2 separate regions of the Homo sapiens genome follow, and region 1 is linked to region 2. A link is a contact called in ENCODE Hi-C data. All regions are on one chromosome and are shown on one strand. Each heading gives the region's core, a stretch centred on a gene start or an enhancer-like site at or near the end of the contact. The rest is flanking DNA. Distances are from core to core; before and after follow the strand shown. Region 1 holds the start of PTGR3 (prostaglandin reductase 3). Region 2 holds the start of CYB5A (cytochrome b5 type A).

What was found. A loop is a pair of places that touch in the nucleus more often than their neighbours do. Pooled maps may share reads with other maps.
Region 1: a map of CD4-positive, alpha-beta T cell shows a loop between it and region 2 (6-fold over the local background). The contact joins the promoter of PTGR3 here to the promoter of CYB5A in region 2. A Hi-C loop is called at or near these places in 4 of 168 maps with a recorded cell type or tissue (CD4-positive, alpha-beta T cell, ascending aorta, gastrocnemius medialis and 1 more), 5 of 37 single-sample maps with no recorded cell type and 21 of 50 pooled maps.

Annotation. Positions count from the first base shown.
Region 1 is chr18:75,207,884-75,214,552 of GRCh38, forward strand. It overlaps PTGR3 (prostaglandin reductase 3), which reads right to left and starts at 1,256. Exons shown (of 2, transcript NM_175907.6): 1 at 967-1,256. The coding sequence starts at 1,175. It overlaps TSHZ1 (teashirt zinc finger homeobox 1), which reads left to right and starts at 2,914. Exons shown (of 2, transcript NM_001308210.2): 1 at 2,914-4,033. The coding sequence starts at 3,994. RefSeq lists silencers at 730-905, 931-1,970, 3,908-4,227 and enhancers at 761-1,691, 2,731-3,025.
Region 2 is chr18:74,288,494-74,294,665 of GRCh38, forward strand. It overlaps CYB5A (cytochrome b5 type A), which reads right to left and starts at 3,470. Exons shown (of 5, transcript NM_148923.4): 1 at 3,254-3,470. The coding sequence starts at 3,382. RefSeq lists enhancers at 2,049-2,656, 3,262-3,431, 3,511-3,680, 3,970-4,029, 4,389-4,558.

The DNA of each region.
Region 1 (6,669 bases), core at 6-2,505, 920 kb after region 2:
TTATTCAACTTGACACATGCAGCACCGTAAACATTTCGATGGGACTTTGCAGGCCTCTGCAGAGGGCATAGAGGAGCGCCTTGCCAGTCAAGTCGGGCAGCCAGGGACCCACGGAGCAAAGACCTAAGCGGGCATGGCTCCGATAAAGAGTGAGGTCCGTTTCCTCCCTGTTGCTTCGCCAGTTACTAAAGATGAGTGAGGCGGAAACACGACGGTGGGGAGCGCGGGGAATGGAAAAGCCAGAAGGTCTCGCAACAACCCGGTGTCACCTGAATGTCTGCAAAACGTGCCGGCAAAGGCAGCCATGCCCCCACCCCGACCCTGGCCCAGCTGCCCGGGACACGCGCCACGCGGCGGTCGTTAACACTCAGGGGACAGACAACAGTCACACTGCACTGACAGCACGCAGACAACACCGGCGAGGTGCACACCCACACATCCAACGACAGGCTCCGCCACTGCGAGGCGGCTGCCAACCTGGAGGGAACAGGGAAAGCCAGCCGGGTCCCAGCCTCCTTCCTCCGAAGCACGTTTACCTAAACGTCGCAGTTTGCGTCCAGGCTGCTCCCGCTCCACCCTAAAGATTATGTCAACGCAGGAACTGTGGGTGCGCGCGGGCGGCCCGGCGGGGAGCCTCCCCTTCTGGGTCCCGTCGGTTTTATTTCGGGAGCGGGAGGGGGAGGAGGGAGGGCTGGAGGAGGGGAGGGGAATCCCAAATTAAAATAACCCTCAGTTATGAGGACGTTCGGTGGCATCGGATATTCACACCAGCAACAGTCACATCACATTCGCCTTCGCCAGATGGCGGCGGGTTCAACTTCCCGGGATCTCGCAAACTCAGGCTGTGCGCCCGAGCGCGCGCCGGAGTGTGGGCACGCGGGCGGGCTGGGGACTGCGGGAGCGGCGCGGCGCGGCGCGAGCCCGGGGCGAGAACGGGGGCGTGGGGTTGGGGGGCGCCGGGCTCACCGGTTCCGGACGAGGAGGTCTCCGTCCCCGGGGAGCGGCACCGGGCAGTCCCGGCTCAGGGTGACGGCCTCGCGGAAGTTGGGGCTCAGCCGGGTCACCACCAGCTTCTGCATGGCTTGGGGAATGGCGGAGCCCTGGAAGTCCAGGAAGTGGCGGGCGTACGACATGTCCACGATGGCCCGGGCCCCGGTGGGCACCAGCCGCAGCATGGCCTGCGCCTCCGCCCGCTCTCTGCGCCGACGCTGGCCGGGGTCGGCCCCCGCCCGGGCCGCTCGGCTCGGCTGTGCTCTGCTCGGCTAGGGCGGGCGGGTCCGCCCCTCCTCCGGCCGGCGCCCTCCCCCTGGCTCCCCCCTTCCCCGCGTCGCCCGCTCCCGCTCCCCCCGCCTCCCCGGCGCCGGCGCAGCCCCCGCGAACCCGGGCGCACCACCCCGGGTGTCCCGGCCTGGGGACCGCTGCCGCCCCGGCCGCTGCTCCTTTAATCTTTTTGTTTTGGTTTGAATCTGCTCGGCGCAGACTGGCCAAGGATCCTCTCCGCCCTCCCCCTTCCTCCTGGCGCGGGAGAGGCACCGGATATCCCCACCCTCCCCGAGCTCTAAAAGCCGGATTTGACTCCTCTCGGGCAAGGGTGGCGGGGGGGACGGCGGGCAAGGGGGGACGGGGGACTCGCGCGTCCCGCGGTCGTCTGCGGCCCCGAGCCGGCGGCAGCCCCGGGCGTCCCCGGAGCTGCGCGGCGGCCGGCGCAGGCGCCTCCCCTTCCCGTGCGAAGCGTTCACTTCCTTGCAAGGTGGTACGAATCAACCCCGAGCGCGGCCCGGGCGGCGGGGCACGACCGGGGACCCCGGGCAGGGCGGGGAGCCCCTGCCGCCGCTGCCGCACGCGCACCCGTACCGACCGCGGGGCGGGGAAATGTCCAGTGCCTCCCGCTCCCCAGGCTGGTGGCTTCCTGTCCCCGGAACCCCTTGCGCGTGCTTTCTGTCCACGGTCTGTCCCATGCAAGTTGCAGGAACTAAGCCATTTTATTTATTTTGGCCTAGATTTCATGTTTTTCCATGAATGTTTTAAGTAGATCTACAAGACTGTTACAGGTTTCCCATTGGGAGAGAACACACATATAGAAAACCAGAAGGCCAAATTCCCAGAGCACAGACACATTTTAAAGTTCTACGTGGGGATGCCGAGGGACTTAACTGAATTGGAGACGTTGCACTGCTGTGTGAGGACCTCATTTTCGAACCCAGCTAGAAAGATCTGTCGTTCCATCGTGTCCGTTTTCTCCCTACTGGCGTGCATGGACCAAATGTCAATTCACTTTTTATAGAGGGGCCAAATTAAATATTTCCACACTTTTCTGTGATGAACTAAGTCCATCTTTACATTTTTATTTAAATTGTAAAATTTAATTTTAAAAATATCTTGCTTTTCAGTTACCCACGAATTACCAAAATATAAAAGCTACTCTGGGCTCCTCCCCAGCCAAATCTAACCCCCCAACCTGAGATTGCAAAAGCGACACAGATATTTTTCCCCCCAAATGTAGGACATGCTTCACCCAAGGGTAGTTTGGATGCACGTGGTTGCGTGTGTATGAATGTGCAAGTGTGTGTATGTGTATGTGTGTGTGTTGGGGGGGAACTAACAGGTTTAAAAATCTGCAGGAACTAATGTCTACTTAACTTAGAGCATATGGGTTTTACCCGGTATCAGCCAGTGGGTTACAATAACAACACTGAATGAATTCCTCCAATGTACAATCTTTTATGTTATGCTGTATTAAGATTTCTTTTTTTTGTCATATTGTTTAGCTCCGAAAAAAAGAAAACAAAGCAATTAAAAAGATTGACAGGTATGGTTTGTGAGAGACCTATTTGTAATTGTCAGGGTGACGTTGGCGAGAGGAGGAGGAGTAAAAACTGAAGCAGGAAAAGCAGCTCGATGTGTCTGTCTATCAGTTGAGACTGTCTGAAAGCTCTGCGATCCGAATGTGTGTTATATTTCACTGAAAAGAGGAGAGAGCGAGAGTGCATCTCCCTCTCTCCCAGGAGTTTGAGGGGGGGGGGGACAGTCCACGCTCATCTCGCCCACCCAGTGAATGTCTGCTCTTCACCCCCTTTGCACACACTCTCCGGGTTGTTGTTGCCTTTTTTTTTTCTTGGAGGGGGGGGTGCTTTTTGTGTATTTTTCAAATTTTTTTCTGTTGGAAGATCAAGACCGGCCAAAAATCCATGATCAAAATGTGTTTGCATTAGATTTCGCATTGGAAGAAGCGGCGATCCTGGCGGCCAAGCCCCCCGGGTGGAAGCGCGGGGCACCAAGTGGCGCTCCGGCGGGGTGACACTGTTTGATCTGTGACTGTTTGGAAGGTGGAGCAGCGCCTGACATCTCCCCCCGGCGCATGTATGTACGGGGGCTTCACTCCTCTGTCTTGTTTGCTTTCTTCCTCTTAGACTAAGTGCGGGGAGGAAAAGGACAGCCTGCATCGGCCTCGCTGGCGCACAATGAGAAAGCTGCGACCCGCGCACTAAAAACACTCGCCGCGACCCCCAAACAGCGAGGAGAGAGGGGGAGAGAAAGTTGCGCTCGGCGACTCTCGGCTCGCGGAAGAAGGCGCAGGGGAGCGCCCGGAGCGGCGCGCCGGGAGGAGCGCCCGCCCAGCAGCAGCGCGGCGGCGGGGAGGCGGCAGCATGGAGCGCGGGCCGCGGGCCGGCCCGCCGAGCGCCCGCTGCTGCGCCCGCGGCCCGCGCCGGGGATGACTCCGGGCTCGGCGCCCAGGCCCCGCGCGCTCCGCCCGCAGCCCGGCGCCGGGAAGCGGGCCGCGCGGCCGCCGCCGCCGCCTCCTGAGCGGCCCCGGGCGCGGCGGTCCATGCGAGCGGCTCCCCGCGGTCCGCGGCGCGCCCGGAGCCCGGAGCCCGCGGGGACGAGGCCAAAGTTGGGCGCGCCGCGGAGTTGCGCCCGCGCCCGGGGCCCCGCGTCCCCGCGCCCCGCGAACTCCGGCGGCGGCTGAGGCGACGGCTGCGGCGGCCGAGCAGCATGCCGAGGAGGAAGCAGCAGGCCCCCCGGCGCTCGGCAGGTAACGGGCGCGCGGCCCGCGCCGCGGGGAGTGGGCGCCGGGAGGAGCAGGAGGAGGGGGCTTCGCGGGCCGAGGTGCGGGACGTGGGCCGCGGGCCGCCCCAAGCTGGGGAGGGGAGGCCCAGCCTGCGCTGGCCACAGTCGTCTGGAGGCTGCGGTCGCCGTCCTCCCCCACACCCCCAACCTGGGCCGGCGCGTGGAGCAGAGAAAGTTCGCGGTGCTTCTCTGCGCTGCGGGAAGCCCGGATGGCCGGGGGAGGCCGGGGGCCGCGGGACGGCGGGTGCTTCTGGCTACCTCAGGAGGGGGCGTGCGCTGAGGGGAAGTAGTTGCTCCTTGGCTGCCGGAGCGCACTGGAAAAGTCCTCCAAAGGCGGGGAGGCTGAACCTGACACTTGAAAACAAGGTCACCAGGCTGGGACGCAAAGAATGTGTTCAGAAGATTTCTCTGGAAAACAGCAGCCTTTAATGTCCTGTGCAAGAGGCCCCCCGCCCCCACTTTTTTTTTATTACCTCTAAAGATGTCTTTTGATCAGGCCAGCACAAGGCAGTGATAGTGCAGACTCTGATTGAACAGAAAAGTTATTTTTCTCTGGAGGAGGAACTGGCAGGAGCTGGTTTTCCTTGTTTTCTGTTTTATTAGAGGATTGCCATCCTTGATTTGATGTGTGATTGATCGCCTGTCATCTGGCAGCCTTTGATCTATTCATTCCTGATAAACATCAATAAATCACTCACCATGGAAACACACATGCTCCTGACAGCTCCGCCACTATCAGGGCAACTTTTCTCTCTCGCTCCCCCTTTTGCTGCTCCATTTTAATTTTGTCTCAGAAGTTTTACAGCTGCAGCATCCCTTAACTCAGCTCACCTACTAATCCATTGCTAAACCTGGGGTGGGTCAGCTGCCGTGCGTTTTTGAGCACAGGTTTGAAAATAGCCCAGTGATTCTGCTGCCTGCTCAAGTCTTGTCTCAGTTTTGGACATTGCGTTTGTGGGGCTGAGAATGCAACCCATATGCCAGTGAGTTATCGCTAAATAATAGAGTAAATCAACTCTCTCCAAGCTCTTAGGGTAAAAATATTAGAAGGAGTGTTTTATGTTTAAACATGAGCGACTCTTTAGCTGTTGCAGTACAGAATAGAATCTGAATAAGTTTGAGTATCACATTCAGTAATGTGCACGTGTTCAAGTCTTTATACGTGCTTTTTCTGGGGAAGCACTTAAAGCAGAGATTACTGCTACTAAAAAAATTTGGGAATAGTATCTACGTTTATGAATGGTTCAGTAAAATAACCTCATCATTTCCATTAGATCACTGATAGAGATGCTCTCAAAGAGTTGAAGGAGATTACCTTATGCTGAGTATTCACAACATAAAAGGAACAGAATGGAGAATATTTATTTTGGAATAACTTTGAGTAATGGAGGAAGAAACCTTTCAAAGAGAGTATCTATGCCACTGGTAGCCCCCAAATAATATAGCTCAGTGTCTCAAGATATTCGCCACTTGCTCATGCTAGAAACAAGAGGTCTTTACATTTTCACAGTTAGAGGGATTTTTTTTTAAATGACAGAATGTACAATAAAAAGTTGTGTTCAGAAAACTACTCCTGTACTCTTAAGAACTTTTGCAGTTAAAATTGCGGTGAATATTTCCAAGGACAAACAAAATGCTGAGGGAATGAGGTACTGCAACTTTAAATACCACATTTTTTTTTTTTTTAAATAAAAGGTTTGAAAGTTGACAAGGGCATGATGGTGCATGGTAATCCATCCTGGCAGCTCTTACATAAAAACAAGCCGTCAAGGCGACTTTTTTCCAATATTGATTTAATTGTCTGTCTTTTGACAGGCACATATATCATTGGCTTTAATGGTCAATCAAAAGTTGGCAGGCTTAGTGTTTCCATTCTTTCCTCTACACGACATTTGGCATACTTAATCAAAATGCTGCAAAGTGATGGCTATGAAGAGTTGATGACTGAGTCATCTGCTGTACAGGAACTTGAGAGGGAAAAAACCCTAAAAAATGGAGCCAAAATATATTTTAGTTGAGAGGAAATTGAGACAGCACATGTTCCAAGTGTCCTGTGTTTTGAAGTGAGATTTCAAAAATAGATTCCATACTAGAAGGTTCTGTGTAAGTTTAATTACAGGGTTTATTATCTCTACTTTGATTCCAAACCTGTGGGATTCTTGTGTTCATTAGATGAGCCATTGTTTAGCTCTTCCCCCCTCACTCATAAAAAGCATTAACGTGGATTCCTAGCAAAATAAGGCTGTTTGCTTTCATCTGGAATTACTTCCATTAACACACGTTGGTTCACACTTGCTTATTTTCACTAATATTTACATTGGCATAAGTCCTTCCTATATTTGTAATGGGCTAGGTGAGAAAATCCTGATTTCCTTCATCTTAAGCGTTTAATAAGGAGCCGTCGATGTTTATAATCTCTGCAGAAGCCAGTCAGATTCCCTCTTAAAGTAGCCACAATGCATTGGTAGCAAATATTATTTGTTCATTTTCTGGAAAAGAAAGAGGGCAATGATATACATATGTGAGTCAAGCGATTTTCCAAAGTGTTTTTATTATAACATCCTGACTGTTTTTTTCTTAAAGCTGCATGTTGGCCTGCCT
Region 2 (6,172 bases), core at 2,220-4,719:
ACACAAAGGCTTCATGAAATTCTGGAGCCTTTCAACAATAGAAGACAGGAAAGAGGATCGGGCAAGCGGGGAAGAGAGACAGAGACATTCTGCACTCATTTCTGTTTTAAAAGTACGTTTCAGACAAACAGACTAGCCTCATAACAAACTACCTGGCAGGGCAGTGTGCTGAAGAGCTCTGAGCGAGTGAGCTTATTGGAGATATAACCCCAGGAGCACAGGAAGTCACCTGCAAGGAATCCTGGCTAGAGTCTCAGATAGAACCCAGAGAGAGGCTCCCAGAGGCTTTGCCGGGGGCTGGGAAGCCAATGACCAGGACATGCAATAAGCAAGAGATGGTCACAGAAAGTCAAAGCAAATAATAAAGACGGCAAATGGAAAAACACGTCCATAAGAGGTCGAATCGGGAGGTGCCCAGAGGTCAGACACAATCCAGTGAAAGGCTAAGTGGCCTTGCTTGTTCCCAGAACCACATGTTGGCAGACAGTGGAGGCAGAAACGCATGCAGTTCTCGCAATGCCTGAAGATCCCTCCAACCTCTTAAAGTCAACAGGACCAAAACCAAACTAACTCCTTGTGTTTCTCCCAGACCCCAGCCTCCTCACTCACGCCATCCTCCTAGCCGTTCCAGGGGTCAGCCACCCTCTTGTTCATTTTATTTGAGATGCATTCTCCACAAAAACTTTGAGTAAGAAAAAATAAAGAAATTTGTTTTCAGCTAATTTACCCACTCAAGAGCTTGCTCTCATCTCTCAGTTTTTCTCGGAAAATTTTTTGCACAATCCCTCCTTTCCTGACTCACAGGAATGAAATGTGAAAGTAAATAGTTTTGAGTACATTTTAACAATAATCTTCACTTCCCTATTATCGTCTCTGAAAATCTACCCCTAAAGTCATGCACAGTAACCTTAGTAATTCTCAAGTTGGAGAGATTATGTGCCCTAGGGGACCTCTGGCAATATCTGGAGACATTTTGGGTTGCTATAAATAGGGGAGGTAGGGCTGGGAGCAGTGGCTCACGCCTGTAATCCCAGCACTTTGGGAGGCTAAGGTGGGTGGATCACCTGAGATCAGCAGTTCGAGACCAACTTGGCCAACATGTTGAAACCCTGTCTCTATTAAAAATACAAAAATTAGCTGGGCGTGATGGTGTGCGCCTGTAATCCCAGCTACTTGGGAGGCTGAGGCAGGAGAATTGGTTGAACCCAGGAGGCAGAGGTTGCAGTGAGTCGAGATCACACCATTGCACTCCAGCCTGGGCCACAAGAGCAAAACTCTGTCTCAAAAAAAAAAAAAAAAAAAAATAGGGGAGGTGGTGGTACCGGTCATCTAGTGGGTAGAACTCAGGGAGGTGGCTCAATATCCTACAATGCCCAGGACAGACGCCACAACAAAGATCGGCTGGCCCAAAATGTCAACAGTGCCAGGGTTGAAAAAACTCGCTTTAGGAGAAGACAAGAAAAGAAGAAAATGCTTCATAATATAAAATATCCTAATATTCTCTTATGCTACTTCTTCTATAAGCACAAATAGACAAAGCACACACTGTATCTTAAAATTCCACATTTAGAGTTAATGAGAATTGATGTTATATGACAAGATCTGCAGCCGGGCAGGAGGGAGAGGACAGGTCAGCTCTGATTTCCCAACATAAACCCCTCCTTACTAAATGGTAACATGACTTTATCTTCGGGCACTGCTCCAGAGTGAAATACCTTACCAATAAACATCAACTCCAGCCTTATTATTTAATTTTATTTATTTATTTAGAGACAGAGTCTCACTCTGTCCCCCAGGCTGGAGCAAAGTGGTGCGATTTCGGCTCACTGCAACCTCTGCCTCCCAGGTTTAAGGGATTCTCCTGTCTCAGCCTCCCGAGTAGCTGGGACTACAGGCGTGCCCCGCCAGGCCTGGCTAATTTTGGTATTTTGGTTAGAGATGGGGTTTCGCCATGTTGGTCAAGCTGGTCTCGAACTCCTAGACTCAAGTGATCCACCCGCCTCAGCCTCCCAAAGTGCTGGGATTACATGTGTGAGCCACCGTGCTTGGCCCAGCCTCATTTTTTAAAACAGGCCTTTTGATTTTAACATTTTCTGCAAAAACAAAGTCCTCTGATATAAACTGTGATCCAGCTCAGACCAGGCATCTATTTTTGTCCCCTGCTCCCCGACTATGTAAAAAATTCCCATCACTAAACCTTCTCATTATTGGGAGGGGGCGTGAGCATGCGTTAAGATTTATGATTGAGACTCCCCCAAAAGTAGTAAAACACTTCCAGAGGATCTAAGACAATCACCAAAAGCGCCCCTTAGCGTGTGCGGCAAAAATTATAACCGAATGCAAAGAATCTTATCAAAGGAATGTCTTCAAGTTAACCAACGTTTCCTATTACACCTTCCAAAGCTGTTAGGGGCGAGTCCCACGCAGAACGTCCGCTGCTCTGCCTGGCCTCTGTGTTCTTGCTCCAGCCACACACCGCGGTCTCAGGAGTCAAGCACGGCACCTGGCTGCCAAGGCGTGACTGGAAAAGGTTAATTAACACCGAGCCTCTTCCAGGTGAACGCGAACGCGAGTGGGTGTGGACCGCAAGGTCGGCCAGTGGCTGCCGCGGGAAGCGCAGGCCCGGACCACACCCGACCTCCGCACTTGGGGTCCCCTCCGGCGGGATCCGCAGCTCTCGGGGTGGGTGGTCTCCAGCCGGCCACTGCGGGAATGCCGCCGGTCCTGGAAGGACACCCTTCTATTCAAACTCAAGGGAGAAAGGGATCATTTAAATCCCCCGCATGGCTGCGCGCTATCCCCGGAAGGCTGCTCCAGCACCACCTAGCGAGGATGCCGCCGCGCAGGGCGCTCCCAGGTGTGCACGCGCAGGTGTACGGATTCGGGGAGCGCTCCCAGGTGTACACGCGCAGGTGTGCGGACTCAGGGAGCGCTCCCCAGGTGTGCACGCGCAGGTGTGCGGACTCGAGGAGAGCGCCCAGGTGTACACTAGCAGGTGTGCGGACTCGGGGAGCGCTCCCAGGTGTGAGCGCGCAGGTGTGCGGACTTGGGGCGGTGGGGGGCGCCCAGGCTTGCACGCGCAGGTGTGCGGACTCGGAAGCGCGCCCAGGCGTACACGCGCAGGTGAGCGAACTCGGGGGGCGCGCCTAGGCGTAGGTATGCGGACTCCGGGCCGCGAAAGACAGGTCATGCCAGTGAACCCCCAAACCCGGCCCACGCTCCCTGCGCCCCAAGCCGCTCATCCCCAACTCACCTCTTCCAGAAATTTGGTCAAATCGTACACCTTGTGGTGCAGGATCAGCCAGGTGCTCTTGCTGTGGTTGTGCTTCTGAATCTCCTCTAGGGTGTAGTACTTCACGGCCTCGTCCGACTGCTCTGCCATCTCGGTTCGCCGCGAGCCAGGCCCAGCACACACAGCCCCGTCGGGTGGAGCAGAGCGCGCGACTCAGCCAGCTCCACCCGGGACATTCCCCGCGCCGGGAACCCCACTGGGGGCTGGGCGGCCGGCTCAGGGGCGGGGCGCAGTAGAAGGGCCTCCGACGGTTGGCCATCATCCTTGTCACTCAAAAGTCCCCGCCTTCGGTCGACCCCCTCCGCCTGCCCAAGCGTGGTCCCGCCCAGTATGCGGGTGTTAATTGGCTGCCGGAGGTGCCCTTCACAATCTCCCGGCTGCCGCAGCGCGCGGAGAGCGTGACAGGACTCCACGGAGTCTGCGCGGAAGGGCGGGACTAACTGTGGCGAGGGCTGAGGTGGGAGGTCGGGGGCGTCCCCGCGGGTTAAGCGTGCGAGAGAGCGAGGTGCACCAGCGGGCATGGATGGCCTGTGCAGAGTCCAGTCTTGTGAGGGCGGCGAACTAGGCAGCGAATCGCGGGAGTTTCCTATTGGCAGCAGTCCGAGTCCCAGACGTTAATTTGTAACAAAAGTAGCGATGGCCAAGCCCATAAAGGGGGCATCTCGGAAAGCCGTTCGCATGCACGGAAGAGATGAAAGCCCCGTGCGCGCTAGAAAACGGTTTCGCAACTCACTTCGGGAAGCAAATGCGCTGCCCCCCAAAACATAAAGTTGGCGAACTGTGCCTGACCCCGCTGGGGTTTTGGAATGCCTCGTCCTCACAGGAAAAAAATCCAGGGAAATCATCTTTTCCTTAAAAAGCAAAAGTGTCCAAATTATTTCTGTGACTGAAGTAGTTTGTCTGCGGTTGGCCAGTGACATGGCAAGGCCTTGTTTGTGCATTTAAGGTAAATCAGATTCTCTTCTAGGAGTCTGGAAGAGAACTTCCCCAAAGGGCACCCTCTTTCCCTTCTGACACAGAGGAAATACCACATATAAAGAGCTACAAATGTTTGAAGGAGAAAAAAAATAAAGAAAAATTCCAGCATGTTAAAATTTGATATTTTATGTAGGCCCTTTTCAGCAATGGTAGTTAATTCCAAAAAGAACCACACGAGAGGTTTCACATGTGGGGTCATCCATCCTTCCAGGGATGCAGAAGGTTCCTACACATACTAGGTGTCTGATGAATGTGAGCTCCCTTCCCCCTGCTTACCTCCTCCATAGGAATGCATGCCTATCCAGAAAAACACAAAACACACGCATGTCAGGCCTCTGAGCCCAAGCCTGCACATATACATCCAGATGGCCTGAAGCAACTGAAGAATCACAAAAGAAGTGAAAATGCTGAAGCAACTGAAGAATCACAAAAGAAGTGAAAATGGCCGGTTCCTGCCTTAACTGATAAGACAGTCACCTGTCCTCCTGCTCTTTGCTCTGTGAGAAAGATCCACCTACAACCTCGGGTCCTCAGACCAACCAGCTCCAGGAACATCTCACCAATTTTAAATTGGGTAAGCAGCTTCTTTTTACTCTCTTCTCCAACCTCTCTCACTATCTCTCAACCTCTTTCTCCTTTCAATTTTGGCACCACCCTTCAATCTATCCCTTCCCTTAATTTCAGTTCCTTTCCTTTTCTGATAGAGACAGAGGAGATGTGTTTTATCCGTGAACCCAAAACTCCGGCACTGGTCACGGACTCGAGAAGACAGTCTTCCCTTGGTGTTTAATCACTGCAGGGATGCCTGCCTGATTATTCACCCACATTTCAGAGGTGTCTGATCACCACAGGGACACCTGCCTTGATCCTTCACCTTGGTGTCAAGTACCGACCCCCCCTGTGTCTCTGCCCTCTCTTTTCTCTGGGCTTGCCTCCTTCACTATGGGCAACCTTCCACCCTCCATTCCTCCTTCTTCTCCCTTAGCCTGTGTTCTCAAGAACTTAAAACCTCTTCAACTCTCGCCTGACCTAAAACCTAAACACCTTATTTTCTTCTGCAATACCACCTGACCCCAATACAAACTTGACAGTGGTTCCAAATAGCCAGAAAATGGCACTTTCAATTTCTCCACCCTACAAGATCTAGATAATTCTTGTCGTAAAATGGGCAAATGGTCTGAGGTTCCTGACATCCAGGCATTCTTCTACACATCAGTCCCGCCCTAGTCTCTGCTCCCAATGCGACTCATCCCAAATCTTTCTTCTTTCTCTCCTGTGTGTTCCTTCGGTCTCCACCCCAAGCTCTGAGTACTTTGAATCCTCCTTTTCTGTGGAGCCATCTGACCTCTCCCCTGCTCGCCGGGCTGAGCCAGGTCCCAATTCTTCCGCAGCCTCTGTTCCCCCACTCTATAATCCTTCTATCACTTCCCCTCCTCACACCTAGTCCGGCTTATGGTTTTGTTCCTTGACTAGCCCTACCCCACCTGCCCAACAATTTCCTCTTAAAGAGGTGGCTGGAGCTAAAGGCATAGTCAAGGTTGTTGCTCCTGTTTTCTTTATCCGACCTCTCCCAAAACAGTTAGGCTCTTTTTCATCAAATATAAAACCCCAGCCCAGTTCATGGCCCGTTTGGCAACAACCCTTAAACGCCTTACCGCCCTAGACCCAGAGAGGCCAGAAGGCCGTCTTATTCTCAGTATGCATTTTATTACCCAACCCACTCCTGACGTTAGAAAAAGCTCCAAAAATTGGATTCCAGCCCTCAAACCCCACAACAGGACTTAACCTTGCCTTCAAGGTGTACAATAATAGAGAAGAGTGGCAATTACTTGCCTCTGCTGTGAGAGAAACTTCAGCCACATCTCCAGCATACAAGAATTTCAAAACGCCTAAACCGCAGTG